Regions from separate parts of the Mus musculus genome. Here regions 2, 3, 4, 5 and 6 are each linked to region 1. The links are chromatin loops, found by intact Hi-C in ENCODE. Cell type or tissue: left cerebral cortex. All regions are shown on one strand. Links, peaks and the distances in the headings refer to the core of each region. The heading gives the core; the rest is flanking DNA. Region 1 overlaps Bst1 (bone marrow stromal cell antigen 1). Region 2 overlaps Cd38 (CD38 antigen). Region 3 overlaps Prom1 (prominin 1). Region 4 has its middle 27 kb from the start of Gm35959. Region 5 has its middle 37 kb from the start of Gm35959. Region 6 has its middle 8.8 kb from the start of Fgfbp1.

The links. Hi-C counts contacts between places; a loop is a spot of excess contacts. Peaks named below come from ENCODE experiments on the same cell type or tissue, not always from the same donor. Only the 100,000 strongest peaks of a DNase experiment are listed, where the experiment ranks them.
Region 2: it touches region 1 in a loop (2.2-fold over the local background); 25 of 42 quality-filtered maps call a loop at or near these places.
Region 3: a loop joins it to region 1, with 2.1 times the contacts of the local background. A loop is called at or near these places in 8 of 42 quality-filtered maps.
Region 4: it touches region 1 in a loop (2.7-fold over the local background); 7 of 42 quality-filtered maps call a loop at or near these places.
Region 5: a loop joins it to region 1, with 16 times the contacts of the local background. A loop is called at or near these places in 7 of 42 quality-filtered maps.
Region 6: a loop joins it to region 1, with 2.6 times the contacts of the local background. A loop is called at or near these places in 23 of 42 quality-filtered maps.

What each region holds. Positions count from the first base shown.
Region 1 is chr5:43,838,555-43,843,443 of GRCm38, forward strand. It overlaps Bst1 (bone marrow stromal cell antigen 1), which reads left to right. Exons shown (of 9, transcript NM_009763.3): 8 at 1,877-1,936; 9 at 3,443-4,889. The coding sequence ends at 3,548. Among named protein-coding and RNA genes, the nearest start is that of Bst1, 22 kb to the left of the region's middle. In left cerebral cortex, for the core only: a CTCF peak has its summit at 2,750 (motif pointing right); DNase peaks (open chromatin) are centred at 2,785 and 3,566; H3K4me3 peaks cover 833 bases; H3K27ac peaks cover 256 bases.
Region 2 is chr5:43,890,615-43,895,503 of GRCm38, forward strand. All of the region lies in intron 1 of Cd38 (CD38 antigen), which reads left to right. Among named protein-coding and RNA genes, the nearest start is that of Gm16015, 17 kb to the right of the region's middle. In left cerebral cortex, for the core only: CTCF peaks have their summits at 1,942 (motif pointing right) and 3,639 (motif pointing right); DNase peaks (open chromatin) are centred at 1,959 and 3,648.
Region 3 is chr5:44,046,329-44,051,217 of GRCm38, forward strand. Prom1 (prominin 1) reads right to left here. Exons shown (of 28, transcript NM_001163577.1): 6 at 1,170-1,290. Among named protein-coding and RNA genes, the nearest start is that of Prom1, 53 kb to the right of the region's middle. In left cerebral cortex, for the core only: a CTCF peak has its summit at 2,427 (motif pointing right); DNase peaks (open chromatin) are centred at 1,441, 1,885 and 2,457.
Region 4 is chr5:44,255,733-44,260,621 of GRCm38, forward strand. No RefSeq gene overlaps it. Among named protein-coding and RNA genes, the nearest start is that of Gm35959, 27 kb to the left of the region's middle. In left cerebral cortex, for the core only: a CTCF peak has its summit at 2,323 (motif pointing left); DNase peaks (open chromatin) are centred at 1,525, 1,904 and 4,183; H3K27ac peaks cover 454 bases.
Region 5 is chr5:44,266,066-44,270,954 of GRCm38, forward strand. No RefSeq gene overlaps it. Among named protein-coding and RNA genes, the nearest start is that of Gm35959, 37 kb to the left of the region's middle. In left cerebral cortex, for the core only: a CTCF peak has its summit at 2,686 (motif pointing left); a DNase peak (open chromatin) is centred at 2,649.
Region 6 is chr5:43,988,187-43,993,075 of GRCm38, forward strand. No RefSeq gene overlaps it. Among named protein-coding and RNA genes, the nearest start is that of Fgfbp1, 8.8 kb to the left of the region's middle. In left cerebral cortex, for the core only: CTCF peaks have their summits at 1,025 and 2,340 (motif pointing left); a DNase peak (open chromatin) is centred at 2,347.

The DNA.
Region 1 (4,889 bases), core at 591-4,590:
GCTTTCCAGTTATCCTCTAGAGGGAAGATCCCCTAGTGTCTTGAAGAGTCCCTGTTTGTCACAGCTGTCTGCTCCTGTGGTATCACTGGCTAGATTTGTAGCGTTGTGAGTTAGTTTTGTCTGTCTTTGGGCTGTAAATATTCTCTGTTTGTAGATGAATTACGAAGTTTAATAACTGGCTCAAGGTCAATACTCAAGATCAGAGTTGATTTTTGAACCTGACTTTGTGTAGTCTTGAAGCAAACATCTCCCCAGCACTTCCTACTAATGTTCCCACCTGTGTTAAAGTACCATGTGTTAGAAATACTTCTACATGGGCAATTCTTACTGCATTACAGCTCAACGATGAGGACAGATTTCAGTTACCACCACTTTTTTCTGGCCCAAGAACTCTCTAGAAAGGCTCTTTTTTCAATCTCTAGCCAACACTGTAGCAGTCAGGCCAGACCCCAAAGCCCTTTCCCCCATCACAGCTGACTTGGGTCTCAGTTTATGTCCCTCCTCCCTTGTGTGGCGTCCACTTCTTCTGGCTGCTGGCTCTGGGACTCCAAGCTTCACTCAGCTCCTGCAGGCTCCTGTTCTGTGTTGTGGCCTTTCTGTTGCTCCAGGGTAGCAAAGAATCTAAGGTTTGAATATAAATGAAGATCAACCCAAACATAGGTAAGACTCTCCTGACCCTCAGCGTTCAGTGGAATGGCCTTTCGTCTTGAGTCAGCCCAAGTTCACATAAGGGTCTTTGGTGACACTGGCAGAGCCTTATCTCTACACAGACTCTTTCTTCTTGGTTGGTTTCTTCCAATACCACAATGGATCAGACTCCACAAAATTCAAAGTCTGTCTTGGTCAAAAGACAATAACAACCGAATTTATTTCTTTTTAAATATGTTTGGACAGATTGCATCTGTTGACACTCAGGAGGCCAGGGTGGTAGGATCACTAGAGCCCAGAAGTTCAAGAGTAGCCTAGGCATCCTAGTGAGATACTATCTGCAAAACCCACTAGCCATAAAATGTATGTATACAGACTAAACTTCACTGTAAGTAGGCGACTCTAAGCGGGGACTACAGCGCCTGCAGTGCATGCCTGTGTAACTCTTCCATGTCTTCCAATTCTTTCCAGTCATCTGGTCATAGAGGTGTTGTCTTAGTCTGCCTTGTATTTCACGCCTTCTGTGTCACTGTCACCTGCCCCTGCTTCTGTTGCTGCCTTCCTTCCCTCCTGGTTGCCCTGGAACTTCACATTTTCTGCCTCGATTATACTAGGCAATGAGCATTCTCAATTGGGCTATTGCTCACGTGCTTTTCGTTCAACCTTCTGTCCAAGCACACATCAAGGAGTTTTCCTAATAAAGTAGGAGGTGCAGGCAGGAAGGGTCTGGATTAGCCTACCACATTCAAGGATAGATCTCTCACTCACCACTGTTAGAACATAAGGAAAACAGTCAGCTTCATCTGCAGCAAATTGTGGTTGAAAATAGGATCGACTTCATTAGATTGTTGAGGGTCGGATGGTATGACCTAAATAAAACACAGACAATATTTGTGGAACATAGTAAGTGCTGGATAAATGCTACCTGTTGTGAGAAGGGTGCTGAGACAGGGTCACTCTGTATAGCTCTGGCTGTCCTGAAACTTTCTATGAAGACCAGGCTGGCCTCAAACTTACAGAGATTTGCCTGCCTCTGCTTCCCTCTCTAGTGCTGGGACTAAAGGTGTGAGTCACCAGTCCCAGCCTAGCCAGTATTGTTTATAAAGGAGGAAACTGTAGGCTCTTCAAAGATGTGTTTTGTGTTCCAAGCGCTTTGCAACCACATCATAGGTGTTTAACTCGAAGGAGTGATTTGGATAATCTCTTAAGTACGGTTTTTCTTCTGTAGACCAGTGAAGTTCTTAATGTGTGTGGACCACAGCACTCACCCCGACTGTATCATGAACTCGTAAGTAAATGGCCTGAATCAACACAGGTGAACTGTAGTCTGATTGTCCATCCATTTCCTAAATAGCTCACTGCGGAGCAGGTCATTTCTGCACTGTAGCCTCTCAGTCTCTGGTTAAATTGTCGCAAGTTCCACAGACATCTGCCAGCTGAGCTAACTTCCCAGACGGCCCAACACCATACTCTACCTAGCACACTTCAGCAGACAATTCTAGAGGTGGGGCCACAGGGCGACCTTGGACCTTTTCCTTCTTAATCTTAATTTATTTTGTGAAAGATTAATATACATGCTAGAAACAAAGTTTGCGATTATTAAAAGGGTCAGGAGAACAAACACTGTTATTTTTTTATTCTTATATGATCCAGCTTTTTTTTTTTAAAGCTCAGAGTAGGTAGACCATAACTTCTATATTCTTGTGTGTCCTTATAGAGTAAGATATTCCTGTCACAGCACATGTGTGCATTCATACACACACATGGTCATGTACCCACATAACACACATAGATCTCTCATATAAGTTATAATAAATGATAATATAGATAAGATTCTGGGGTTTGTTTTCTTTTTCTCTTAACAGTATGTCTTGGAGATGTTCCTATATTTTTTTAAGGAATTGATTCTAGGGCTAGAGATATGCTGTCCCAGAGGATCTAGGGATGATACCCTACATTCACACGGTGGCTCACAACCATCTTTGACTCTGAAATGTGTCAAACCAACACGTCTAGCATAGACCCAGAAACATAGTGCATAAACTGAATATAGAAATGCAATATAGACATAAACAGAATCAGAACTGCAACTATAGTGAATGTCCAGTAGAGGGCGCCATTGGCTAGTAAAGAAGGGGCTTCAGCTTCCTAAGGAAGTTGGTAAGATACGTGGCCACTAACAAGTCCAGATCGATGGGTCTTGATTCTGAACCAAGATAAGATAGTTTTATTATTTTTTAAATTCACCTTTTAACTGGTTGAAAAGAATTCAGTAATTTCTATTTCAAAAACTCAGAAGGTCAGATCTTATCTAGTTTAAATGAGATTTGGCCAGGGCCTCTGCTCAGTGTTTTAAAGTCAGAACAAGATTTTCTTAATCAGCTAAACTCTGATGATACACTATTCACCAATAAGGAACTTGGCTAACACTCTAGAACATTTGTAAAATAGAAATGCATACACAAGGAAACATGAATTGACTCTGTGTGTGTGCCGGCATGAACTGTGTCCAAGTGCCAAGAGGTGGTGTCAGGCAAAGGAAGCAAATAGCATTCTGTGTGTTTACATAAAGAGGGGTGTGTGTGTGTGTGTGTGTGTGTGTGTGTGTACATGCGTGTGCTGTCTTCCTTGGGAGGACAACTGACATTATTAACTGTGGTTCGATGGGAATAGAGTGATTAAGAATTTTTACTTTCACTTTATGAGCGTTCTGTTCTATCCACACGTTTCTGTGGCGTGCATTGTGATTTTTGTCACACACTCATGTTGTCTCTATTTCTCTTATTCTCTTTAGAGCCTCAGCATCTATGCGGAGGGAGAGCGCATCTCTTCATGCAATAGGAGACGCCAGCCTTCTCATTTCTCTCTTAGTAGCTTTGGCTTCAAGTTCTCAGGCGTGACTAGAAAATCCCCACAGGGTTCTAACAGAAGCCAGCCTTGCAGCAACCCTTGAGTAGTCCACTGTCCTGTGTAAACTAAGGAAACCCACTGTCTCAAGACAAACCCTTCTAGAAAAACAATGTAACCAGACGGTAATCCAGTTGTATTTACACTCATGATTCAAGAAACAAGGCATTCATCTAGTCCTGCTTAGCAGACAGAAGTTGCTACTGTGGAGTTAAAGTTATTATCTCTTATTTGATAATGGTACAAAGCACTGAGACCTGGAGAATAGTTTAATCTTAAATAATTAAATGTATTTATGGAAGCATCTGTATTTTTTATTTTCTGTATTTTCTTGTGTTTCAAATGATACAACACGTGTTTGTTAAGAGCTTCAATTACATGTACAGCATATAAAGGTATACATATATAGATGTTATGCAAAGATGTATATCTAAAGATGTCTATTTAATGGCTACTTATGATAAGGAAATAACCCAAAATGTCAAGCACACACAAGCACACACAGGTTTGGAACTGCTACATAAGGTTTTGTATACCCATAGGATGGAACGTTCATTTGTTAAGTAAATGTCATGTGTGTCACCTGACTGGTGAACAGTTAAGTCAAATGTAGTGCATTCTGTAACTGTAGTGCATTCTGTACTGGGCACTACTGCTCAGCCATCAGCAGGAACTAGTATTGATGTATAGTCATATGAATGGCAATTCCAGTGCATTGTGCTATGGGAAAGAAGCCTGACCAAATGGCTACACACTGCAGATAAAAATACAGAGTTCTGAAAAGGACAAAGCTATGGAGAAAGAGGAATGCGGTGGATTCCAGGATGGGTGGGCGGGGTGCCAGAGGCATGAGGGGGGGAGGGGCTAAGTTAAAGGAGAAGTGAGAAACACCAAGGTGGCATCTCACATAAACTTCTCAAAACTCTCAAAGCTGTGCATCAGAAGGAGTAAATCTCACAGGATGCAAATTTAACATCTTTGTCTTAGGAACATTTCATCACATAAGAAAATGTTAACATGTGTTAGAGATGGGATATAAAACTACTCACAATATGATGCAAGTGTTATGAAATATAATATGAATGTAAGAAATACTATCACATTCCTTATGTGTGTTTATAGCATATGCATACACTGTAAATGAATAAAAGAAAATAACCCCAAGGAGAGTGCAGTTCTCTCTGAATAGGGACTTCACAGCTATTCTGTTTTTGATCTTTGGCTTATTAATATTTTCTGCTTCTTTACAGTATATCAAAGAAAAAAAGGAAACACACTTACCATATGTGTGCAGAAATGTGGTTGAATAGGGAACATTTCCTGAAGAGAATAAA
Region 2 (4,889 bases), core at 346-4,345, 52 kb after region 1:
TTCACACATACTCAGTCCACTAGAAATCCACAGTGAACTCAGAATCTATCGCCTTTTCTTATTTTTTCTTTTCTCCCCTCTGCCTTCTTCCTCTCCGTCCTTCTTTCCTTCCTCCTCCTCTTCCTCCTTCTTCTCTTTGCTCCTCCTTCCTCTTTCTTCCTCCTCCTCCTCCCCTTCCTCCATCCTCTTCTTCTTCCTTCTTCTTCCTCCTCTTTCCTCTCTTTCTTCATTTTTCAAGACAGGGTTTCTCTGTGTAGCCCTGGCTGTCCCGGAACTTGCTCTGTAGACCAGGCACACCTTACAGGATTAAAGGTGTACACCACCATTCTTGGCTACTTTTTTCCTATCTTGACTTATATCTTCCCTTCCTCCTCCATGGCTCAAAGTCGGATCTTTGTGTCATGAATACTGATCTACCTGCTTTTGTCCCTACTTCCTTCAGAGTACAGCCTGCAAAGAAGGGCATTCTGATATCTCCTATTTCCTGTGCACAAAGTGTTCTGTTGCCTCTAATGCCACAATAGATAAAAGTCCATGGTGAAGGTCAAATTTGCCTTTCTTTCTTTGTTTCCATCATCTCCTTCTCACTTGCTTTGCTCCAGCCAAATGGTTTCTTGTTAACACATCAGATGCTAGGGCCTTCTATCCAGAACATTACTCCATTGGAAGTTACTACTCTAAGGCTCTGTCTCCCTTCAATTCTTTGTTCAATGTCATCTAATGTCCCCACCTTATATACTGTTAAATACCATTTGCTGTCCACCCCTAAAGCTCTTATCCTAGCCATTTCTCCCTATTTTCACACAAAATTGTAATATTCTAGTATGTTCCACAACTTTCATAGGTTTTTTTTCTTGTTCTCAGTTTTACCCTCTGCACCTAACACATGGTAGAATTTAACTAAACGTTTTTCTTTTTCTTTTTAAAAAATTTTTATTAGTTATTTTATTTATTTACATTTCAAATGTTATCCCTCTTCCTTTTTTCCTCTCTAAACCACCTCTCCCTCCTGCTTCTATGAGGGTACTCCCAACCCACCAACCCACTCCTGCCTCACTGCCCTAGCATTCCCCTTTGCTGGAGCATCAAGGTTTCATAGGACCAAAGGCCTCTCCTCCTATTGATGCCAGATAAGACCATCCTCTGCTACATATGCAGGTAGAGCTCTGGGTCCCCCCAGGTGTACTCTTTGGTTGGTGGTTTAGTCCCTGGAAGCTCTGGGGGATCTGGTTAGCTGGTATTGTTGCTCTTCCTATGGTGTTGCAAACCCTTCAGCTCCTTCCGTCCTTCCCCTAACTCCTTCACTGGGGAACCTGTGCTCAGTTGGCTGCAAGCATTGGGAAGGCTCTGGCAGAGCCTCTCAGGAGACAGCTATATCAGGTTCCTGTCAGCAAGCATCAGCAATAGTGTCTGGGTTTGGGGGCTGCATATGGGATGGATCCCCAGGTGGGGCAGTCTCTTGGTGGCCTTTCCTTCTATCTCTGCTCCACTCTTTGTCCCTGTATTTCCTTTAGACAAGGGCAATTCTGGGTTAAAATTTTTGAGAAGGGTAGGTGGCCCCATCTGTCAACCAGGGGCCATTCCTCACCTCTTGATATGGTCTCTACAGGTTCTCTCTCCCCTTTGTTGGGTATTTCAGCTAATATCTTCCCTGTCAGGTCCTGGGAGCCTCTTGCTTTCATGGTGTCTGGGACTTTCTGTTGGTTACGCCTAGTTTCCTATCTCCCATTGCTACACACCTTTGTTCAATTTCCAGACCCTCTGTACATCTCCCCCCTCTTCTCCCACACCTGATCCTGCCCCCCTTTCCCCTCTCTTACTGTTTTTCAAATTTGTGATTTAGCTCTTTCTAGGGACACCTTCAACCTCAAGAATTTTCTTATATAAAGACCCTGCTTAGAAAATCCTCATCGCTTCTTTGCATCTCACTGATCACCCATTTCTCCCACAAGGTGGCAGTCTCTACTTTAAATATAGGCTGTAGTGGCCTCAAATTCAAGACTCAAGCTAGTCCCTGCAGAGACAGCTTGACCTGGTAGACCAGCTAGCTGGAAAGTTCATAGACTGTGAATCCTTATCTTAAGAGCCAGATGTGTTGAAGGAATGGTAAAATTTAGGGTTTGGGAGCCTTCCACAGGAGTGGCACATTATAAAGGTAGAAATGTGGTTCTTATGGGAGTGGTGGCAGTGACATTCTAAAACCCAGTGAAAGCTGTCAATATAAAAACTGGGTTTACAGACCCAGAAAGACATATATAGTATGTACTGGCTTGTACATAGTTGTAAAATAAAGAATAATCATGCTACAATCCACAAAACTAGAGAGGCTAAGTAATAAGGAGGGCTCAAGGGGTGACTCATGAATCTCCCTGGGAAGGAGAAATAGAATAGATATCAAAGGTGAGCTGGAGATGGGTAAGTATGGGAACAGGATTAGGTCAGGGTGAAGATGAAGGGAGAGGGAACCTGGAGAGACAACTGAAATTGGGGTGCATTTGGGGGGGGGTGAGATAGAAACATAGTACAATGGAAACTCCCACAAATCTACAAGAGTGACCCTAGACTTCTAATAAGGGAAGATATGGAACCTGAATCAATCATCTCCTGTAACCAGGCAAGACTTCCAGTGGAGAGATTGGACCACCAACCCAGCATTTGACCTACAATTCTTGCCTACAAGATGTGTTGGGTAGAGGTGGCACAGAAATTGTAGAAGTGGCCAACCAATGATTGGTCTAGCTTCAGACCTATGCCATGAGAGGGAGCCCAGCCCTGACACTGCCTAGAGGGCCAAAACCCGAAGGCTGGATGACCAAGAGACAGACATAACCAGGAAAAAAGCAAAAAATGATATTCTATGATATTCTGCTATACTTGTATGAAGGAGAGAGGCTCCATCCAGTAAGTAGCTATGGAAACAGATGCAGAGGCTCACAACCTAACATTAGGCAGAGCTCAGGGAATCCTGTAGAAGAGGGGGAGGAAGATTGTAAGAGTCCGAGGGGACAAGGACACCACAAAACTAACAGAATCAACTAACCTGGGCCAGTAGGAGCTCACAGAGACTGAACCAGTGATCAGGGAGCCTGCATGGGTCTAACCTAGGCCCTTGGCATATAGTTATGGTTATATAGCCTGATCTTCTTGTGGGACTCCTAGCAGTGGGAGCAGGACTTGTCTATGACTTTTTTTTTTTTTTGCAAGCTTTGGGGACCCTTTTCCTCCCACTGGGTCACCTCATCCAGCCTTAATTTGAGGAGAGGTCCTTAGTCTTATTGTAACTTGATATGCCATGTTTGGTTGATGTCTCTGGGAGGCCTGCTCTCTTCTGAAGGGAAATGGAGGAGAAGTGGAAGGGGGTGGTGGAAAGGCCTGGAAGAAGAGGAGAGAGGGGATATAATATATGAGAGAAAATTTAATAATAATAACAACTGGATTTAACAATCATATATATGTTTCCCCTCATTACAAGACCTTACCTTTTCCTTCCCTGATGATATTATTCTAGCATCTAGGCATGACCGTTCAGTACTAATCTTGAACATCTCCTGAGACCTAGAATCATATGAATCACTTTTTTTTCTTCTAGAAGCAACTCTATTAGAAACATAGGTGCAAAGTTTGGATTTTCCTGTAGGGGGCAACATTGTCTAGCAAAGACAACAACATCTGGCCTGCAAGGCAGTTCTGGAGCTAGCTAGTTGGCCTTGGACAAGGCTAAGCTGCTCTGAGCTTCTTTACTTCTAAGTAAGAGACATAGAGTCCTCTGCTGGCTGGTGTGAGCTTTTGATGTGAGCATGAGTCATTGGTATCTTGGGCAGTGTTCCACTCACAGGAACATTATGGCACGGTCACAACTGTCTGACCTTTCCTCTGTTGCTGTTTTCTGCCTTTGCTCACCTGGAGTCAGCCAACCTTGAAAAACTCAGAGGAAAGGGAAGGCATGAGAGGTAGTGAGTGGTGGGAACAGAACAAGTGAAGCTCTGTTGGCAGGAGCAGAGGAGTAGAAAAGAGGATGCACGCGTTGACCTCTAGTCTTGACATGTGGGCTAACTTACTCTATACCAAAAACTGTAGGACTCCATTTTGGAAAACAAGGAAAAAACCTGCCCTCAGACTAAGATTCTTCTTCACCAGGAAAGTCTTTGTTTCAGCAAGTCAAGAGGCTAAGAGGGGCTTCTTATGAAACTTCTGTCCAATGCACATACTTATGAAGGCATCTCAATTGTCATGGGCCTTTGGATTCTTTTGTATCCCAAGATTGCTCATTAATGTCTAGACCAGTGGTTCTCAACTTGTGGTCTCAATCCCTTTTCTGGGGAACAACCCTTTCACAGAGGTCCCATATCAGATGTTCTGCATATTTGATATTTATATTATGATTCATATTAATAACAAAATTAGTTATGAAGTAGCAACAAATTATTTTATAGTTGGGGATCACCATAACACGAGAAACTGTATTAAAGGGTCGTAAAGGGTCGCAGCACTAGGAAGGTTGAGAACCACCTGCTTTAGAGCATAACCTAGGACCACTGGGAGCATCCTATAATTGTGTGGGTTGGGTTTGTTGCTCTCTGTAAGAAGGAAACATTCACAGCAAAGGTTCGTGGAGGGGGGAGTTGGCTTGGTTTTAAGAGTTTAAGGGAAGGTTCAAGGAAGCTGGCTTTACTTGAACAGTGTCATGGAATCAACAGGATGAGTCTAATTCTCTGATATGAAATCTTGAAAAATTTTTCTCTACCGGGCTGGAAACAAGATGAAGGCCTAGGTTTGGATAGTTAAGATGCAGCAATCACTTCAATCAGCCAGGTACAAGGAAGGATTCGGCATCATTTCTTCATGTTTGTGATTTCTTTTTGTTTTGTTTTTGTCTGTATTCACATTGC
Region 3 (4,889 bases), core at 266-4,265, 210 kb after region 1:
TTGCCTGTTCAATTATCTGTAAAACTTCTGTTTGTTAGAGGTCTTCGCATATGTCCAACCAGGTTAAGTTTCCCCAAAGCCCGAGGAATTTACTCTCTTTATAAAAGGATGAGAGACAGCCTAGTATTCAGGGGCACTGTTGTTACTTTTGGCATTGGGGGGGGGCGGGGGGGTTCTGTGGAATCTTTAAGATGTCACATGACAAGCATGAGCTTTTGTTTACATGGTGGGAGAAAGGTAGTTCTACCAGTGCGACCTGCAAAGCCAGGCAGGGTTAAGCTCTCTATTCTCCCCCTCCCAAATGCCTCTGCCTTTTACTTCCAGCTTCTTGACACACTTGATGCACAGCATTTTAAGGACAGAGTCAACTCAGAAGGCCACACCTTGTTCAAGGATCCATGGTTTTGGGGAGACTCCCCACCAATGCCAATACCCATGAGCTTCACACGCTTAGGCCGGTTCCTGCTCAGGTACTTTCCAAGTCATATTCTGTATCGGCGATACATCAACACACTCCTCGGATGAGGACAAAACAGGCTTGCCCATCACTGCCTTCAGCCATTCTGTTTGCTGTCTTCCAAAGTGACATGGTGTGTGCGTGTGTGTGTGTGTGTGTGTGTGTGTGTGTGTGTGTGTGTGTGTTAGAGAGATGTGTGTGTATGTATGTGTGTGTGTGAGAGAGAGAGAAGAAAGTCCTTCCTAAATAGACTGACACACCTACACAGATAATAATAATCAGGTGTGCATAAAGCTAGTGAATTCTATCTTAATAGTAGCTATGTAAATGATAAGGGGTTAACTATACGCACCAAACAAAGGCAAGAGCATCCATCCAACAATGTCAACAACAACAAACAAACAAAAAACAAAGCAACCCACAGTGAGACACTTAAAATTGTTAGGTACTTGTATATGTGCAGTGATTTTTGTTATGCCTAAATAAAATAGAGCAAAATAAGACACCTATATCTTAAAGCTATGGAAACCACATTTCCATGCTTTTTGAACTCTCTGGTTATGTTTCTTCATCTGCATCATTAAAGGGCAATGGCTTTCCACGTGGGTTCACTGACTTGTTAAAAGGCTTGGCTGTGCTGCTAAACGCACACACAGGTACTCAGAGCAGCTCACACAAAGCGCCATGGAATGCGCAGGCTGTAGGTTTTTACCTTTGGTGTTTCAGTCAGGAGTGTTTGAAAGTCTCTGAAATTGCTCTTTGCCAGTTTCTGGGTCCCTTTGATCCGAGTCCTGGTCTGCTGGTTAGCCACAAAGCCATATATAATGCCAAGGCTGTAGGGAAAGAGAAAAGTGTTGGCTAGGATCCAATATCCTCAGCAGCACAGGAGCCGACGAACGGCCACCTCCACCACCTTCCACTACAACCTACCTACTAAGACCACCATTGCACACCACCAAAACACAAAACAGGACTAAGGCTCTGAAGACACATCTCTGTTTAGGATGGAGTACTGTGTTATGGCTCTCATAAATGAACAGTGTTCACAACAAATGCTGGAAGGACAGTGACAAAGGCATAGGCTGTGTTAGGTGTTTGAGTGTGTGTTTGTGTGTGTGTGTGTCTGTGTGTATGTGCTCACACATACATGCATGCACCTTGTGGGTATATCCTCTTACACCCACACAAACATTATCACGCACCTTAGCTACCGTCATAGAAGAGGGAAATAACAAAATGGGAAGAGGGACTTGGGATGTCTGGTGTTTCTTCATTTAATTGTTAGTTTCTGTGTTGTCCAGATTGAAAAGAAATAAGGTATTTCAGCATTAAAGCACTGTGGGAAGACTTAATGTCATTTCCCTTTTGCTGGGGTAAAATACACCCACAGCGATTTCCTCCCACATGACACCAGGCTATGTCAAGATGACAACTTGAAGTGAACACACCACACATATGAAGTACAAAATCCACCCAAACGGTGGTGCTAGAAATGTCCTGGTTCTCTTGCTGAGGGTTGTATTTTCCTCAGGGAAATTCTTGAATATGTACTTATGAAGAAAATACTTTTCTCTACATAAAATACACATCATAAGGGATTCCAAACGCCTTCACATAGTCACCTTGCAGGAAAGACTAGCCTATGTGGAAATTAAAACCTTCTTCCTCACTTATCTCAAAAGACTGAATTTAAGGGTACTAAAAGCGCTTGTGCTCATTAGCCACTATCAATCTCTTGGTTTGAGTTATACAAATTGGTTCATTTGTTGAGGGCCTCTGAACCTTAGAATTTTATCGGCTGCAGGAGTAAAGGCTCAGCCAGGCATGGTAGCACACACCCATTATCCCGACACTTGGAAGAGCAAAGTGAGAAGACCTCAGAGCTCCGGACTAACCTGAGCTGCACAAAGAGACCTTGTCTCAAAATTAAAACAAACCCCTCAAGGCAGGGGAGCTAAAACCCAAACTACTTTTCAATCTGACCACTAGAGGGCAGCAAGGAATTAATAAATAGCACAACCCGTTTTACCCACAGACAGAAAAGACCAAAACTGTTATTTTTGTATCCAGTGTACAATGTGCATATGCTTTAAGAACAGGTTAGCAAGTACCAAATAAATCCTGGGGAAACAACATGGAACAGCCTATCAAGTTACCAAGCAATCTCCGTACCAGTGGGATAACAGGCATCCTGCCTTTTTGCATTGAAAAAATCCCATGTCACCAAAAACAAAACAACAACAAAAAAACCCAAACAAACAAACAAATGAACAACAACAACAACAAAATCCAAGTCCCAGGACATATATTCACTCTGTTTAAGAGTACTGCTCCATGGGGCTGGAGAGATGGCTCAACAGGAAGAAAGTTTTCACAACTGTTCTTCCAGAGAACCCAAGTTTAGTTCATAGCACCTGAGGGGCTGCTTACAACCAACTGTATTGCCAGCTTTGGGGCAGCCAATGCCTCTGGCTTTCAAGGGCATCCACATTCCAGTGCTCATATCCCCCCCTCCCCCCCAGACACATACACACATGGACACATAATCACAGATACACACATATAAACAAATAATCACACATAGCCACAGACACAGACACATAGTAAAAAAAAAAAAAATTCTAAACAAATAAAAAGTACTGTTGCATCTGGAGGAGTGCTTAGTTCGTATGTGGTTTCTCGTTCTTAAAACTTGTCTTCCTGTGACAATAATACACAGTTCCTCTCGGGCTGCCAGTGACACTAACATGCCTATGTGGCACATGACATTGAACAGTACTTAACTCAGCCTAGTGAGCTATGGTGGAATTAGGAGAGCCAGAACATGTGACTTGGACCTGGTTCCTCATCCCCACTCCGCCTCCCACCACCTCCCCACTCCCCATCCCCCCACTTCACCCCCCAGCCCCCAGCCCCACTAACTCCGTGAAGACCTTTCTTTCTATCTGAGCTTCAGCCAGCTTGGAGCCAGGGCAGCTTGGAGCTGATATTATAAACCAGCTGGAATCCACCCTAGGATGTATAAACACTGCTCATATTGCAAAGGAGAAGGGCTTGGGGGATGTCCACAAATTCCCTGGGAACTTGTTTATTCTAAAGCTTGAGTCCCATCTTAGTGCAACCTCAGAAAATGAAGACAAAACGTCCTGTACCCTTTGAACTGCCATATGACCCACTACTCTCTGTCCTACACTTATGAAGCAGACAGTGTACCTCAGTTATATTCATTACTGGTGAGCAAGACACCCTAATCCTAAGCTAGGTTAGTGACTCGATGATTTTAGAGTTATGTGCAAGGCACACATGCACACACACACACACACACACACAAACAAGAACTGAAACCTGGTAATATACCAGGGTCTTTATTTAACTAAGCCAGGTTCAAATATTTGGGTTGTGACAAGTTAGAATCACCCCTAAGTAGAGCTGGTATCCACCCTGGGGAATCAGACTTTCTCTCCCTGCATGCTACAAATGATCTCAGTCATTCCTTCTACCAAGCAACAGACCCATTTGGTCATGGAATAAGTCAAAGTGGACCAGGAAGTTCACCACTTCCTATTGACCTTTTCCTGTCCATCCCCATGAAAGGAGCTCCGCCACAGGAATCTGTGATGTCGTGTGTCGCAATGCCTGCCGAGGTTTACTCTTAGTTATACCTAAGTTCAATGCCCCTAAAAGGAGGTCGTAACCTCCTCCCCGTCAACTTTGCCTTATGTGGCCTGTCCTCATTCCTGAACGCTTGAAGGTTTGTTCTAAACTTGATCTGCTGACACTTGCTGTGTGCTCAGCGTAGATGTCAGAAACTGCCCTTGTCCTTTATTCTATATGACTTTACTCACAAGAAAGTCACTCAGATCAACGAACTGCCGTACAACCTTTCAGAAAATATCCTTTCCAAACCTTTCAACTGTCAAGAACGCAGTTCTAGAAAGCCCGGCTAGAGACGATCAAAATCATGCTATCAATAACTTTAACAACAACAACAACAACAACAACAACAAAGTCTGTGCTAAACAGAGTTCTGCAAATGATCTCAACAACTTTCCAAGCAAATTTCCAGTGTAAATGTTTATGTTTGGGTTAAAAAAATGACAACTCCAAGGGCTGGGAAGACTGCTTGGCAGTTAGCAAGGATGCCTTTCCAGAGGACCCAGGTTCAAATCCCAACACCCACATGGTCACTCTGTGATTCCAGTTCCTGAGGATATGGCCTTTGCAGGCATCAGGCATGCACAAAATGCAGACACATGAATATAAAACACCCAACGGTGAGAACAACAACAACAACAATGTTTAAAATAACAAGTTCAAAAGCCCTCATGGTCAGAAAGAAAGAGAGGAAACAGGGTGGCCTGAGACCTGGAAGATGGCAGGTGGCTGGCAGAACATTTTCTCTGTAGTTCTCCAAAGTAACGCCGCAAAGGAA
Region 4 (4,889 bases), core at 485-4,484, 420 kb after region 1:
GCAGCACAATGAGAGAGATTCTACACTGGTTTAGTTGAAGTGACAATATCCTCTCTAAATGTGTGAATGGCACCTTTCCATGAGCTGGGGTCCTGTACTGAATGACAATGAGAAAGGAATTAGAGCACGAGCTTTCCTGTGTCCACTTCCTGGCGGACGTAGGACCAGCTTCTTCACACTGTGGCCACCAGGGCTTCCCTGCCACCCAGCAGGGGAGGGGCTGGATGAGAGTACTCCAACGCCACGCCCCTTTTCTGTGTCTTGTACTTCCCACAGTTGGTAATTGTGATTCATTCATCTTTGCCTCCTTTCTACAGCTAGAATGTAAGGTGTCTGATGAGGCGTTCTTCTTGCCTCCTTGTGTTTCACAGTAGTGTCAGAGTCTAGCACATTGCAGGTGTTTAGTGAATACAAGCTATTCTAGTAAGAGTTTGTTATTTGCAACTGTAAAGAGAGACCCAAAGATCAGGGACCATGTACTGGATGTATGGGTCATTAACCTTGGAGAAGCATGCCGTGAGAATTACAGCACACAGTTACCAGATTTCAGAAAGGTTGTTAAACAGCTCTGACTTCTCATTTGGCACAGTTTGTCTCAGAGGTCCATGAAAATCTAATGTAGAGTGTTCTGATAGTTGAATGACTATGGATGTACAATAAACCATTGAAATGCATGAGTGGGTGAAATATAACATATGTGGATAATATAATAAAAATACAGATAAAGAATAAAAAATAGTCTGAAATAAGCATTTCAGGAGGAAAAAAAAAGACTGAAGAGTACCATTTCAGTGATGCCCAGTTTTAGCTGTCAACTTGACACACCTTGGAGGAGGGAACCCCAACTGAGAAATTGCCTCCATGAGATTGACCCGTGGGCATCTCTGTGAAAACATTTTCTTGATTGCTAATTGATACAGGAGGGTCCAGCCTACTGTGGATGTTTCCATTCCTGGGAAGACAGGGCTAGGCTATATAAGAAGGGTACTTGAGTGTGACCCCGGAAGCAAAGCAGTAAGCTAAGCAGCACTTCTCCATGGTGTCTGCTTCAGATCCTGATTGAGTTTCTGCCCTGACTTCTTCCAGCGATGGATTCTGACCTGGAAGTGTAAGTCAAATAAATTCTTTCCTCCCCTAAATTGCTTTTGATCAGAATGCTTTATCATAGCAACAGAGAAAATAAACTAGAATAATCCCTCAACAACACATATTCCCATATTCAAACTATTTATTTATTTAAAATATTAACTCTGTTTACTTGTTTATTTGTGGTATGTGTTTGGGAGGTCATGCTCTGGTGTGGGTGTAGAGCTCAGGGGGCAACTTTTCAACTTTTGAGAGTTGTTTCTCTCCCTCTACCATGTGACTGAGCTTGAGCTGTCAAGCTTGGTAGCAAGCACCATTTCTTCGCAAGCCATTTTGCCAGTCCTCAAAACGTATTTGTCTTCTGTGTTAGGTAGGAGTGGTCAGGATCAGGGACACAATAAGGAATACATAGTCCCTGATCTCAAACCTTTGTTTCTTTCTCCACTGAACAATAACAGAGAATGGGGAAGCAGGGGCGAAGACCAGGGCAAGTTTCCAGCCAAATCTGAAATAGTCCCAGAAAGGCATAAAATAGTCCCAGAAGTCTCAGTATTTAAACATTAAAAACGCTGTATCAAGAGAACACAGAAAACATCTCCATAGGTATCAGAGTGCCCTTCCTTTAAAGAGAAACCAGAGCATAGCTCCCATCAATCAGTAGGTTTTCAGTGTGTTTTTTTTTTTTTTTTTTTTTGAAGTGGGAGGTGTAAGATGCCGATGCCAAGAGCCCAAGGAACATTCTCCATTTAGAAATTGCAGTAGGCCAGTTATCCAACACTGTGCCAAAGCCTGCTTCTAGCCCAGGAGAATGTGGACAATGGAGGCAAGCACTGGAATACACGAGTTAGAAAAACTGGGTTAAACACTCTTGCCCCGCTCCTCCCAGCTCTGATGTCACTGTCGCCTCCTCCAGTACCATCACTCCCCACCATATCTGTTGGAGACAAAAGCCCATATTTCATGGTATTATAGATTGAATCAGCCACTGTGAAGTCCTCTATCATCTAGGATACAGACTAATGCTAGCCAGTAACTATGTGATTATTGATAAAACTGGCTATGTATCATCTAAGGAACAATATTGTCATGAGGAATAAACAATGCATGTGTAAGAGTTATAAATGGGGCTGGAGAGATGGCTCAGCACTTACGAGCACTGACTGCTCTTCCAGAGGTCCTGAGTTCAATTTCCAGTAACCACATGGTGGCTTACAACCATCTGTAATGGGATCCAATGCCCTCTTCTGGTGTGTCTGAAGACAGCAACAATGTACTCACACATACAATAAATAAACAGATCTTTTAAAAAAAGTTATAATTGTTTGTGTCTCCTTCACATTTCATGTTGAAAGTTAATCCCCACTCAATGTCACTAAAAGCTGTGGCCTGTCTGTGGGAGGTGATCAGCCCCCTTTTCTAATACAAGGTCTCTGGGTGAAAGGAGTCACTTTCCTGCCATTCTGCTCTTTGATGTGAGGACACAGCATCTGCTTCTTCTGGAGGATGCAGAGGGCAGCCCTCACAGACACCACTTCATTGTCACCCTGACCTTGACTGTCCTGCCCTCTAGAGGCATGCTAAATAAATGTGCATTGTTGATAAATTACCCAGCTTGTAGTATTTTGTTACAGAAGTACAAATGGTCTAGGGCACACTCACACACACACACACACACACACACACACACACACACACACACACACACACACGGAGGGGGAAGGGAAGGCACTTAAACATGTAGGGTTTAAATAAGTAATTATTAATAGGTACAAGGTGTATCTTGCTATAAAACTCCTCTGCCTCTTATTTTACTAGCAATTTTCAACAAGATATATATGAAAAGAATCTGTGCTGTAAGTAAGGATGTCCTAGACTTTCCGATCAATATTTATGGTGTCAGCCTTTAGCTATTGCTGATACCCAGTGCTAACAAAACAGGATGGATGGATGGATGGATGCTGGTAGTAACAATATAACTCTCTTTAGTTAGAAATTTGTTTTAGGCCTTGAAGGGATCTTGTGCTGGTTAGTTTTTCTTTTTCTTTTTTCTTTTCCTCCCTCCCTCCCTCCCTCCCTCCCTCCCTCCCTCCCTTCCTTCTTCCTTCCTTCCTTCCTTCCTCCCTCCCCTTCCTTTCCACCCTTCCTCCCTTCCTTTCCTCCCTTCTTCCCTCCTCCTCCCCCTCTTCTTCTTCTTCTTCTTCTTCTTCTTCTTCTTCTTCTTCTCTCTCTCTCTCTCTCTCTCTCTCTCTCTCTCTCTCTCTCTCTCCTTTTTGCCAATATTCAACATAAACTAGAAGCTTGTGAAAAAAGGAAACTCAGTTGAGAAAATGGCTCTATCACGTTGCCTGTAGCAAGTCTGTAGAGGCATAGTTTTGATTAATGATTGATACAGGAAGGCCCAGCTCAGTGTGGGAGGTCCCACCAATAGGTGAGTGGTCCTGGTTGTATAAGAAAGCAGGCTCAGCAAGTCGTGGAGAGCAAGCAAGTAAGCAGCATCTGCCCTTGATCTCTGCTTTAGTTCCCGCCTTCAGATTCTGCTCAGATTTTCCTTCATGATGCACTACTATCTGGAAGTTAAGATAAACCTTTTCCTCCTCAAGTTGCTTTGGTCATGGTCTTTATCCCAAGATCAGAATCAAACTAAGGCAGATCCCTATGATGAAAAAGATCAGAGGTAGACAAGTGTGAATGGAAGGATTTGAATAGCTGTGTCAGCTATTTCCCAACAGGTATTTTACAAAATGGGCTACCTGTATTGTTTCTTAGTAGCCAGAGACACCTCCCCACAAAACAAGATCCTATATAACCAGAGATGCAAGGAGAGAGAGAGAGAAAGAGAGAGAGAGAGAGAGAGAGAGAGAGAGAGAGAGAGAGAGAGAGAGAGAGAGAGAGAGAGAGAGAGAGATCCTCTTGCCAATGCCTCCCATCCTAAACACAATGACACAATGATACGGAGTAGTTTGCCAGAAAGTATCAACGACCTGCCAAGGAACCAGATCATGGAAAAGACCCTGGCAACTCAGAATGAAGAGAATGTGGCCAGTGTGACATCATGGATCTATAAACGGCACAGGCTGTTTTTGGCAGTGTGTGGGTGAGTTGTCAATTGCATCAGCTTTGCTATTATTGCTCTTGACAATACACAATTAGTTATCTTGGTTCCAGCAGACTGCATAGCATTCTCATATTCACTTTGTAGTGATTATGGTATGTTAGAAGCCCTGTACTGTTGAAATAACTCACTGAAAGATGGAGCAGTGGGTAGGTTTCAGAATAAACTAGTTCCTGGTCATTACTTCTGATGGCTCATCTTGGTTGTCATCTTGACATACCTGGGAAGAAGAAATGTAAAGCTGAAGGATTGTCTCTGTTAGATTGGCCTGTGCGCATGTCTGTGGGAGTGTTTTCTTGATAATAATTGATGTGGGGGAGGGCCCAGGCCATGTGAGTGGCACCATTGCTAGGCAAGCTGGGCCTGGCTGTGTATAAAAGCTTGTAGAGAGTGCCTCTGGTAAGCAGTATTCCATGATGCTCTGTTTCAGTTCCTGCCTCCAGTTCCTGCTTGAGGCCCTCCCCCAGCATCTCTCAGCAATGGACTGTAACCTAAAAACTGAAATAAACCCTTTCCCCCTCCCCCAAGCAGCTTTTGGTCAAAATGCTTTATCATAGTGACAGAGAAGCAAACCATAACAAGAATAAATTAATTCTTGTTTACTAGTTAGCCTTAAAATGGCTGATAATAAATGGAAGCTTAACTCACCACTGAGTAAACTCTTTTAGATTCCTTGCTGATATATCACAAA
Region 5 (4,889 bases), core at 593-4,592, 430 kb after region 1:
GGAAATAATGGAATAGATCTGTAATCCCAGCACTTGGGAAATGAAGGCTGGAGGATCAGGAACTCAAGATCATCCTTGCCTACAGAAATAATTGAAGGCTGGGGCTGGAGAGGTGGCTCAGTGGTTAAGAGCATTGGCTCTACTTCCAGAGAACCTGGGTTCAATTCCCAGCACCCACATGGCAGATCATAGCTACTTGCAATTCCAGTTCTAGGGGATACAGCACCCTAACACAGACAGACAGACATGCAGGCATAACACCAATACACAGAAATACAAAGAAATAAGTTAAAAAGAGGAACTCAAGGCCAACTGGGATACATGAGACTTTATCTCAGATCTCCCTCCCCTCAAGACTAGGTTTCTTTTAGAGAGAAGCCAAAGAAGATCCGAATCTCCTTTTTTTTTTCTTTTTAAGCTTTTAAAATCTGTATTTATTAAAACAGGGTACTGACACAATGAGATGTAAGTGAGAGCTAGGCAAAATCTAAGAGAAGATGATGCATGCATAGATATTTGAATATGACAAAGGAAAAAACTCTAGACTATGAAGAAATCTTGCCTTTTAAACAAATTGTGTTAGATAAATTTAGTATCTACATTGTAAAAAAATATTGACCCCTTACCATGCTTCATAACATACTAACAGTCTTTCTGATTAAAGGAAGGAAAAATTCTCTTGATCTTAAGGTTGGCAATAGTTTCTTTCAATCTTATTATTCGCCATTACAGCTTAGAAATTTTGATCTTGAGGCTGTCAATGATTTCTTCCAAAGTTATTACTAGTCATTACAGTTTAGTAAAAATACACAATAAGATAAAGAACAAGTATCAACTAAGACATAATAAGAACAATGGGTATACAAGTCATGGCTGCAAAGACATTCCTGTATTATAAATGACATCTCAAATGACCAATAAAATATAAGGAGTTTCTTGACCTCAAAAAATATGCAATGACAAGCACTGGCTAAGATAAATAGAAATTATATACATGCATATATATATCACCATATCCTGAGGATAAAAGTACAAAGTGAAACAACCACTTTGGATAATGCTGGCTGTAGTTGATGAAGTTCAACGAATGCATTGCCTTGTACTTGAGCAATTACTATGGAATTATGTACCTGCATTCATCTAAAGTCCTATACATGGATGCTTGTCATGGCCCCATTAAGCACTTCATTCCTTGGTGTTCACTATGGGTCTGTCTTTAATAACCACAAATAAAAAATGCATGTGCCCATCAATCAAAATTTATGAATGTTGTTATATTCAGAGACTAGAATACCATCCATGAAATGTTTAAAAAACAAATGACCCACAGCAGTGTTCCTCAACAAAAGACAACTTCACAAACATGATACTGAACAAAACAAGACAGACAAACATGTCAGAATGTCATTCCATTTGTGGCGGTTTCCACTCAGAAAGTCAACATGATGTTATATAGTGTGTGAAAAGGAGATAGTTGCTACCATCTGGCTGGGAAAGAGGTTTTGAAAGAAAATTTGAGTGGATCACAAGAATAGAACTTTTAATTTCCATAGTAAATTTAGAATTCACACAAATGCCTTAAGTGAATAAAAGTTTTTTTTTAAATATTGCTAAGTATGAAGAATTAACCCTTGGGACTAAAGTAAAATTATAAATGCCCCACAGAACTGTGGGGTTCCTAGTTCTCAGGAGCAGATGGAATGCTCTGCTTGGGGTTTAGATCATGTTTATAGCAGCGCTTTTTCTTCAACTTGTGTTATTTTAAAAAAACATGTGTTTCAATAAAAGTATTTGTGAATTGCTTACTGAATTTTGATAATGACACATTTTCTTTTTTAAAAAATTTTTTAAAAATACTTTTTATTAGGTATTTTCCTCATTTACATTTCCAATGCTATCCCAAAAGTCCCTGTCTTAGTCAGGGTTTCTATTCCTGCACAAACATCATGACCAAGAAACAAGTTGGGGAGGAAAGGGTTTATTCGGCTTACACTTCCATGCTGCTGTTCATCACCAAAGGAAGTCAGGACTGGAACTCAAACAGGTCAGGAAGCAGGAACTGATGCAGAGGCCATGGAGGGATGTTCTTTACTGGCTTGCCTCCCCTGGCTTGCTCAGCCTGCTCTCTTATAGAATCCAAGACTACCAGCCCAGAGATGGCACCACCCACAAGGGGCCTTTCCCCCTTGATCACTAATTGAGAAAATGCCTTACAGTTGGATCTCATGGAGGCATTTCCTCAACTGAAGCTCCTTTCTCTGTGATATCTCCAGCTGTGTCAAGTTGACACAAAACTAGCCAGTACAGTCCCCCATACCCTCCTACTCACGCCCCAACCCACCCATTCCCACTTTTTGGCCCTGGCATTCCCCTGTACTGGGGCATATAAAGTTTGCATGTCCAATGGGCCTCTCTTTCCAGTGATGGCCGACTAGGCCATCTTTTGATACATATGCAGCTAGAGTCAAGAGCTCCGGGGTACTGGTTAGTTCATAATGTTGATCCACCTATAGGGTTGCAGATCCCTTTAGCTCCTTGGCTACTTTCTCTAGCTCCTCCATTGGGAGCCCTGTGATCCATCGAATCTCCTTTCATTGTTGGGTTTTCACAGTTGCTCTTGGAGCTTCTGACAGCAGAGATGGCCTGTCTCCTTATATGCTGTTACGTGCTGCCATCTAGTGAGAGTTGTGTCTGAATTTTACTAAAATCTATGAGTCCTTCAAATAAAGTAATAGTTTAGGGTAAAAACACAGATATATTTAAGATTTTTCTGGGCAACAGAAGATATAAAGCCTATAGTATATGGGTTTTTTAAAAGTGCTATTAGCATATAGAAAGCTCTGTTTTTAGATTTTTAGAAAATTTGGGTACATGTTAAGTTTTGAAGATATTGCCTCCTTATATATAGCTTGCTCTGCTGTGAAACTTGTTATCATTCTTTTCATTCTCAGAAGAGGCGGACATTTAGAAAAACAGGGGATGTTTTCTGGAAAAACAGCCATCATTTATACTTCTCCCCCTCTCCAGTATTTACTGCCACTTATGTCATCCCTGGCCCCCACATCCCTCCATCTCTGTCTGCCTAATTGTGGAGGTCTATTTAATTTCTCAGCAATGTCTTTAGGGTTTGAAATTTCCACTCATGAAAAGGAGAGTCACAAGCAGGTCATGGATTCCTGGATTTACTCATCTAGGCATGACCTGAGAATTAAAAAAGATATACTTTCTTCACATCATAGAACACACACACACACACACACACACACACACACACCACACACCTACATACTACACACACATACACACACACACACACACCACACACCTACACACTACACACACATATACACACACACACCACACACACATACACACACTACACACACACACACACCACACCTACACACTACACACACATACACACACACACACACCACACACACACACACACACACACACACACACACACACACACACACACCTAGCCAGGCCTTGTGGTGTTCTCTGTTTCTGAGCTGAGATTAAGCTGCGTGGCTGTAGAGGCTCCAGGCACTAGGCTATGTCCTTATCCTGGTTGGGAGAGCTTGAGAAGGATGAACTGGGATGGGAAAGAAATGCAATTCACCAAGACAAAGATGCAGTGGATGTGATCTCTCAGGAGCACCTAGCGTGGTCCATAGCTATGAAGACATGTCCATCAACATAGCCTTGTCAGGGAGATCAGGCGATGTCTTTGGCCAGGGTGCTCAGGCAAGGAAAGACAAGATTAAAATTATAGGTCAGCATCTACCCTTTCTCTCTTGACATAAATGGAGATGCCCAACTCATGGGCCCCACAGCCTAGCCATCCACCAGGACTCTAGAAACAAATGACTTTCCATGCAAGCCTTCATTAGCAACTTTTCACACTGTGACAGCAAAATATGATTAAAGAAAGTTAAGGAAGGGAGGAAGGAAGGAAGGAAGGAAGGAAGGAAGGAAGGAAGGAAGGAAGGAAGGAAGGTCTTACTTTAGCTTACTGTTTTGGGGATCATTCCACTGTGTCTGGGAAGACATAGTGGCAGGAGCTAGAGGCTGACTGGTCACACTGCATCTGCACCATATGAACTGGAATTACGATTGTGCTGTAAGACCTTAAGGCTTCCCCGCCAGTGACCCATTTCTCCTAAAGGTTCCAGAACTTTCTCAGTGTTCTCAGCTGGAGGACAAGTGTCCAAACATGAGACCCTACAGAGGATATTCAACCTTCACATTACAACTAAGGCTGCAAGCCATAACCGTGACAGCAATGTTCTTATCAGCTTAATTGTTACAGTTAGAGATTCATTATTAATATCAGTCAAATATTAGCTTTTTATAGCAATGCAAGCAATGTTGGGAGTGAAAGAAGTCACTATATAAAATAAATAAGAAACTAAAATAGCTCTGGATTTGTACTGGTATCTAGTACTTGTATCTTACACAATGTGTAAGCAAACACTTAAAGAATTTCAAGGAGACATTGAAACATTTTCTTCAATGATGGTAAAATTTAACTAACTTTTAAAATTTGTGATGAAGTGCATATTCCAGAGAAATTAGAAAATGTGCTTTTAGCATGATATTTTTATTATCTGAGGATTTTATACAACATATTTGGTCATATTTATTTGGTCATTATCTCTTACCTCCCTCTTCTCCTTTACTCCCTCTGCACACACTCTCTTCTTTATTTTTAGAACTTATAATACAATCAAATAAGCATAATGGAACTCTGATTTACTCAGAGAATGAAGAGACAGTGACCACAGAACAGGTCTGACCAACAATCTGAAAGGAGACACACCACAGACCAAGCTGTCTGGCAAACTAATTTGGAAATGCTAAAAAAATAGAATGCCCACACTTTC
Region 6 (4,889 bases), core at 516-4,515, 150 kb after region 1:
TATTCCTTCCATACTATTTCCTTTTCTTCCCTTCCCTCTTCCTCCTTTTGTCTCCTTTCTGTCCCACTTTTCCTTTTGGGCATTTATCTGCTAAGCTCCTGATTGCCCCAGTGGCCAGGATATGCCCCAAGAGGGTAAAGTTTACAGTGTTCTGATTTATAAACAATGAAGTTGTAAGATGAGTATTTTAACATGCTGATAAACTGTAGGTTCTTGAGGCCCTGGAACATTAGCCAGGAGATTGACAGCCTATTTCAAAGTGGAAATGTTCTCTGGGTGCATCAGAGAAGAAAGGAATCAAAGGCTTGCTTTCTCCCTTTGCTTTTGCTGTGAGGCTCTGGGCCATTTACACAAGGATGTGAGCCTCTTGGACTGGGGACTAATGGCAGCAGCAAAGCAGACAATCACAAAGAGAGGTGGCCTTGTCCTATCAATAAGATTAGGGGCCATGGTTTTTTATGAGGAGGTCCTAAGGCAGACTCCCAACCACCAGGAAGTAAATGGAATGTCTATAGAGGGTAGCAGTGTCAGAGGCCCAACTAAGTCAGCCCCAGCCCAAAATAGAAGTCTGCAAAAGGGAAACCTTCATTTACCAAGGACTATTTGCGAGCCAGAGTAAGGGGGGATTTGTCCAAATACAGAATTCTGCTTGAAGCTGGATACCTAGCTACAGAGCCATCTGTGGTACTCCCTGCTGGTGCTCTCTGACATTGCCCTCAAAGAGCACCCGAAAGAACCACTCCCTGTCTCCCCTCTCTAGAAAGATTTGCTAGCCAGTTAGCTCTGGAAGCCTCCTTCCACATACCTAACAGGATGCCTTCTCAACCATACAGTGTTTGTAGGACTTTGCAAAGTATTAACTATATGAGACAAGACTCTACAGTCCTCTTCTGATCCATCAAGGAGGGGAAAAGCAGTTATTGTCCATGTTCCAGACACACTTTCCAGGGTAGAGCTGCTGCTGATGGGTAGAGCCAGTGATAAAGCAAGAGCAGACAGAAGCTGGCCTTCTACGGAACACTGAGCCACCCTGGTGGCTGACAGTTGTCTCCGTGTGCCTGCAGTACATCATGAGGCGAAGTGAGTGGCTCAGAGAAGTTAATGCCATGGAAATATGGCTTCATCACTTTAGTTACAACGAAAGGTGGCGTGCTGTAACACACAGAGCCACAGTAATTTGTATGAAACCTTGGTGATGACAAGGGTTAGAAGTGGGCATGAAGAGGAACATGGGGCCACAGCCTTGGTTGTTTCCAGGGGATAATCAAAGTTGGCACGGGATTTTCCCTGCTGTAGAATGAGCTGAACCAGACTTGGACTTGGGACCTAGCTGTCCCTGGGATAATTTAAGGAGGAGGAAATTGGCTTGGATTGTGAGTATTAGATAGATTTTGTTGTTGTTGTTTTTCAAGACAGGGTTTCTCTGTATAGCCCTGGCTGTCCTGGAACTCACTTTGTAGACCAGGCTGGCCTCAAACTCAAAACTCTGCCTGCCTCTGCCTCCTGAATGCTGAGATTAAAAGCATGCGCCATCAAAGGGTGGCTGGTTTGCACAGGAGGGGTGTGATCCCAAATGAGTTGATCATCTTCAGGAGTTAGCTGACCTTGGAAGAGACAGGCTCTGTAAGTTCCCCAAAGATACTATCATATGATACCAAAAAAAAAAAAAAAAAAAAAAATCAAAATGTATTAGGCTGAGGAGATGGCTCAATTGATGAAGTGCTTGCTGTGCAAGCATGAAGAACTGAGTTCAGTCCCGAGAGACCACTTGTCCTCCAATCACTGGGAAGGCATAGACAGGAGCATCCATGGGGCTCACTGGCCTGGCCATCACATAGCTGTGTGAGTGCATACAAGAGATCACTCGGGCTTCTTCTGTATGCTTTCGTAATATCAACACCCCATTCCATCCAGGTGAGCGCTAAGGGGTCCTCACAGCGCTCAAGCATTTAATCAGTATAAGGGGTTCAGGCAGCAGCTGAGTACGTGCATACACCTGGACCTTGTAAAATAGTCACTAGTGGATTCAGGAACCCACGGGGCTTGCTGTGGGTTGAATGTGAACTGAAACTCCATGGATCATTTGACCTCGGTTAGCATTTGCTTTAATTGGGAGTCTGTACACTATACACTGTTATTAGACTAAGTATAGCAATTTGGCCACTAACACAACGAGTCCAAAATGGGCTTCTAGTACTTTCTTTGGAGATAGAAATACCCTTGTAGGACTTGTGGTTTCTGTCAGTAGTTGTTGTGTCTATCTAAGGGTAACCAAGGACTCCTGAATTCTGGTACTTGCTCCTTATATCTGGCAAATAGGCCACTTGGCGCTCTGCCGCCGTCTGGTGGCTGCCACTGGAATGTAAAATAATGTGGAACAGGGTCACAGAGTTGAGGGGAAGATGATGGCCTCAGACATAGTAGCTCCATAGTAGCTCCATAGTGAAACAACTGTGTGTTTCACTCACCTTTTAGTTGATGTTGTGCTGTCCGGGACACAGAATTAGTAACAGCAACCCGATTGATGTACAAGACCAGTGGCTCACACCCTTAGCATTCTCAGCTAGTGGTGTCGGCAAGCACTGGAAGGAGCGTTGTCATTTGACTGAAGAAGATGCCGGACAGATTATATACCTATGATGAGAGCATGCCCAGTTTCAGTGTTAGCAGCCTGTAGAGAAGACTCAACACTCAGAGAAAGGCAAGGGTCATTGGCTTGCCATTGCTCAGCAGTCAATGAGAAGTACAGAATTGGACACTTAAAGGAACTCAAAGGCCAACATGACTCAGCGTCGGTCTTGCCATGAGAGTTCCAGGCTCACACTCTCTGATCCAGATTCGCCAGTGACCACTCATCCCTCCCAAGCTCCAACCCTGTGCTGGCTTTCTGAACTTGTACTCACAGGAAGGTCCAGGCACTTCCCCTAATCCCCGTTGCTTCTCAGCTCATTCCCTATATCTTCTGTACAGGCTCTGAGCCTCGAGCTCGGAGGCAAAGCTGTCCACTGCTTGAAGTTCTCAGGGCATTTTATCTTTGCCAAACTTTTGTCCCTGAAATCCCCTTCTCTGCTCATCTACACAGAATCCTCTCTCTGACTTCTGTGCTTGTAATTGCATTCATGGGCTCTTCATAAACCAAAGTTGTGGGTTCCTATAACTTTCCCAGTGCTGTTAGCCTTTGTCTGGCTGTTGTCCTGTACAGCATGGCACAGTGCCATAGTCAAAGCCCCTCACTGTGGGTTATTACATATCTTCAATTTTGTAAAAAACGGTGTGCTTTGTTTTGTGTGTATAAGCATTTTCCCTGCATGTATGTCTGTATGCCATGTGCAGGCCTGATGTCCCTGGAGGTCAGAAGTGAGTGTTATGGAACTGGAGTTACAGATGATTGTAAGATAGCATGTGGGTGCTGAGAACTAAACCCAGGCCCTCTGCAAGAGCAACAAGTGCTCTTAACTGCTGAACCATCTCTCCAGCCTCAGATCTCATAACACTCCCCAGAGAGTGGCCATTAGTTCTACCTACATTGAAAGTGAAAAAACAAACAAACAAAAACTAACTAACTAACTAAATAAATAAACCCATGATTCTAGTGATATCCCCGAAACACATAACTCATTTGCTGCAAACGCCAAATCTGCTCATAACCCCTCCCACTCCAGACACAATATTAGTTCTTGCTCTGTAGCAAAAGATTAAAAGTGATAATAACAATGCCCAACTAAGATTAATAGTGCCTGAAAGCTGCACTAAGAGAAAAATAAAGAAAAACAACAAAGATATATCTTAGAGCATCCAGCCTGGCCTCTGGAAGCAGAGAGGGCAGAGAAGAGAGAAGGAAGAAGAGACAGTTCTCTGGACCTGTGAGGAAGAGGGTTCGTCAAAGGCTGAGGGTAGTGGTGATGACAAATATACTTCTGCATAAACTGGCCACTGTCACTCACTAGTTCTTAATCTTCTCAAATTCTAGTTACTAAGGTGTCAATAGACACACAATCACTTCAGAGACACCTACAAACTAATTCTGTTAAAGGAGAAGCCACCTGACCCTCTTGTATACCTCAGGATGATATCTTGGTTTAAGAGTGTACAGAATTTTGTTACTTGTAAACTTGAACTCTGTGGTTAACCCAGAAAGCCTAGCACAACCTTTACTAAACACATCATCCTGGAGAACTCCCTAAAGCCCTGCACTGAAGCTTGGGTGCCACCCCGGAGATTAGAATGGATTTGGTCAGGAGTGGGCCCTGCGCAGGTAGAATTTGAATCCCCACTAGTGATTTTAATATGCAGTAGAGGTTGGGAAATTGCCTGAGATTTTAAAGATGTATATATCATATGGCTCTGCTGACAACTACTCCTGAGCTGTGTATCTGATAACGGAACAATCTCTTCAGTTTCTAAAACTTAGCAAGAAAACTACTGATTAAAAAATTAAGCAAGTTCTTGAAAATCTGTTTCTCCAAAGAAGATCTACAAATGGGAAATAAGCAATTGCCCAAGAACACCAGCAATTGGGGAAGAACCAGTCAAAGTCATGACAGGAGTCCACTTCACAGCTACTGCAGAGGTTGCTTTTAAAAGAAGAAAGAAATGACAAAAGTCTACAAGTAACAAAATTCTGTATGTTCTTAAACCAAGACAAAAAACAAATGTGGGAGAATGACTCAAGTTTTTTGTTTATCCTGGGTAACATTTAATTTTGTCCTTTCTAACTTTGTTAATTTTATTTTGAGTGTAGAGATCTGTTCCTTCTAAGATCACACCTTCACTGTTTTGACCATGTGCTACTTTGGTAAGGTAACTGTGCTGGGTTGAATAGTGCTCGTCAAGATTATCTGCCTTATGAGCCTCTCAGATGATATTTTTGTAAGGGGATAGTTGGGTAT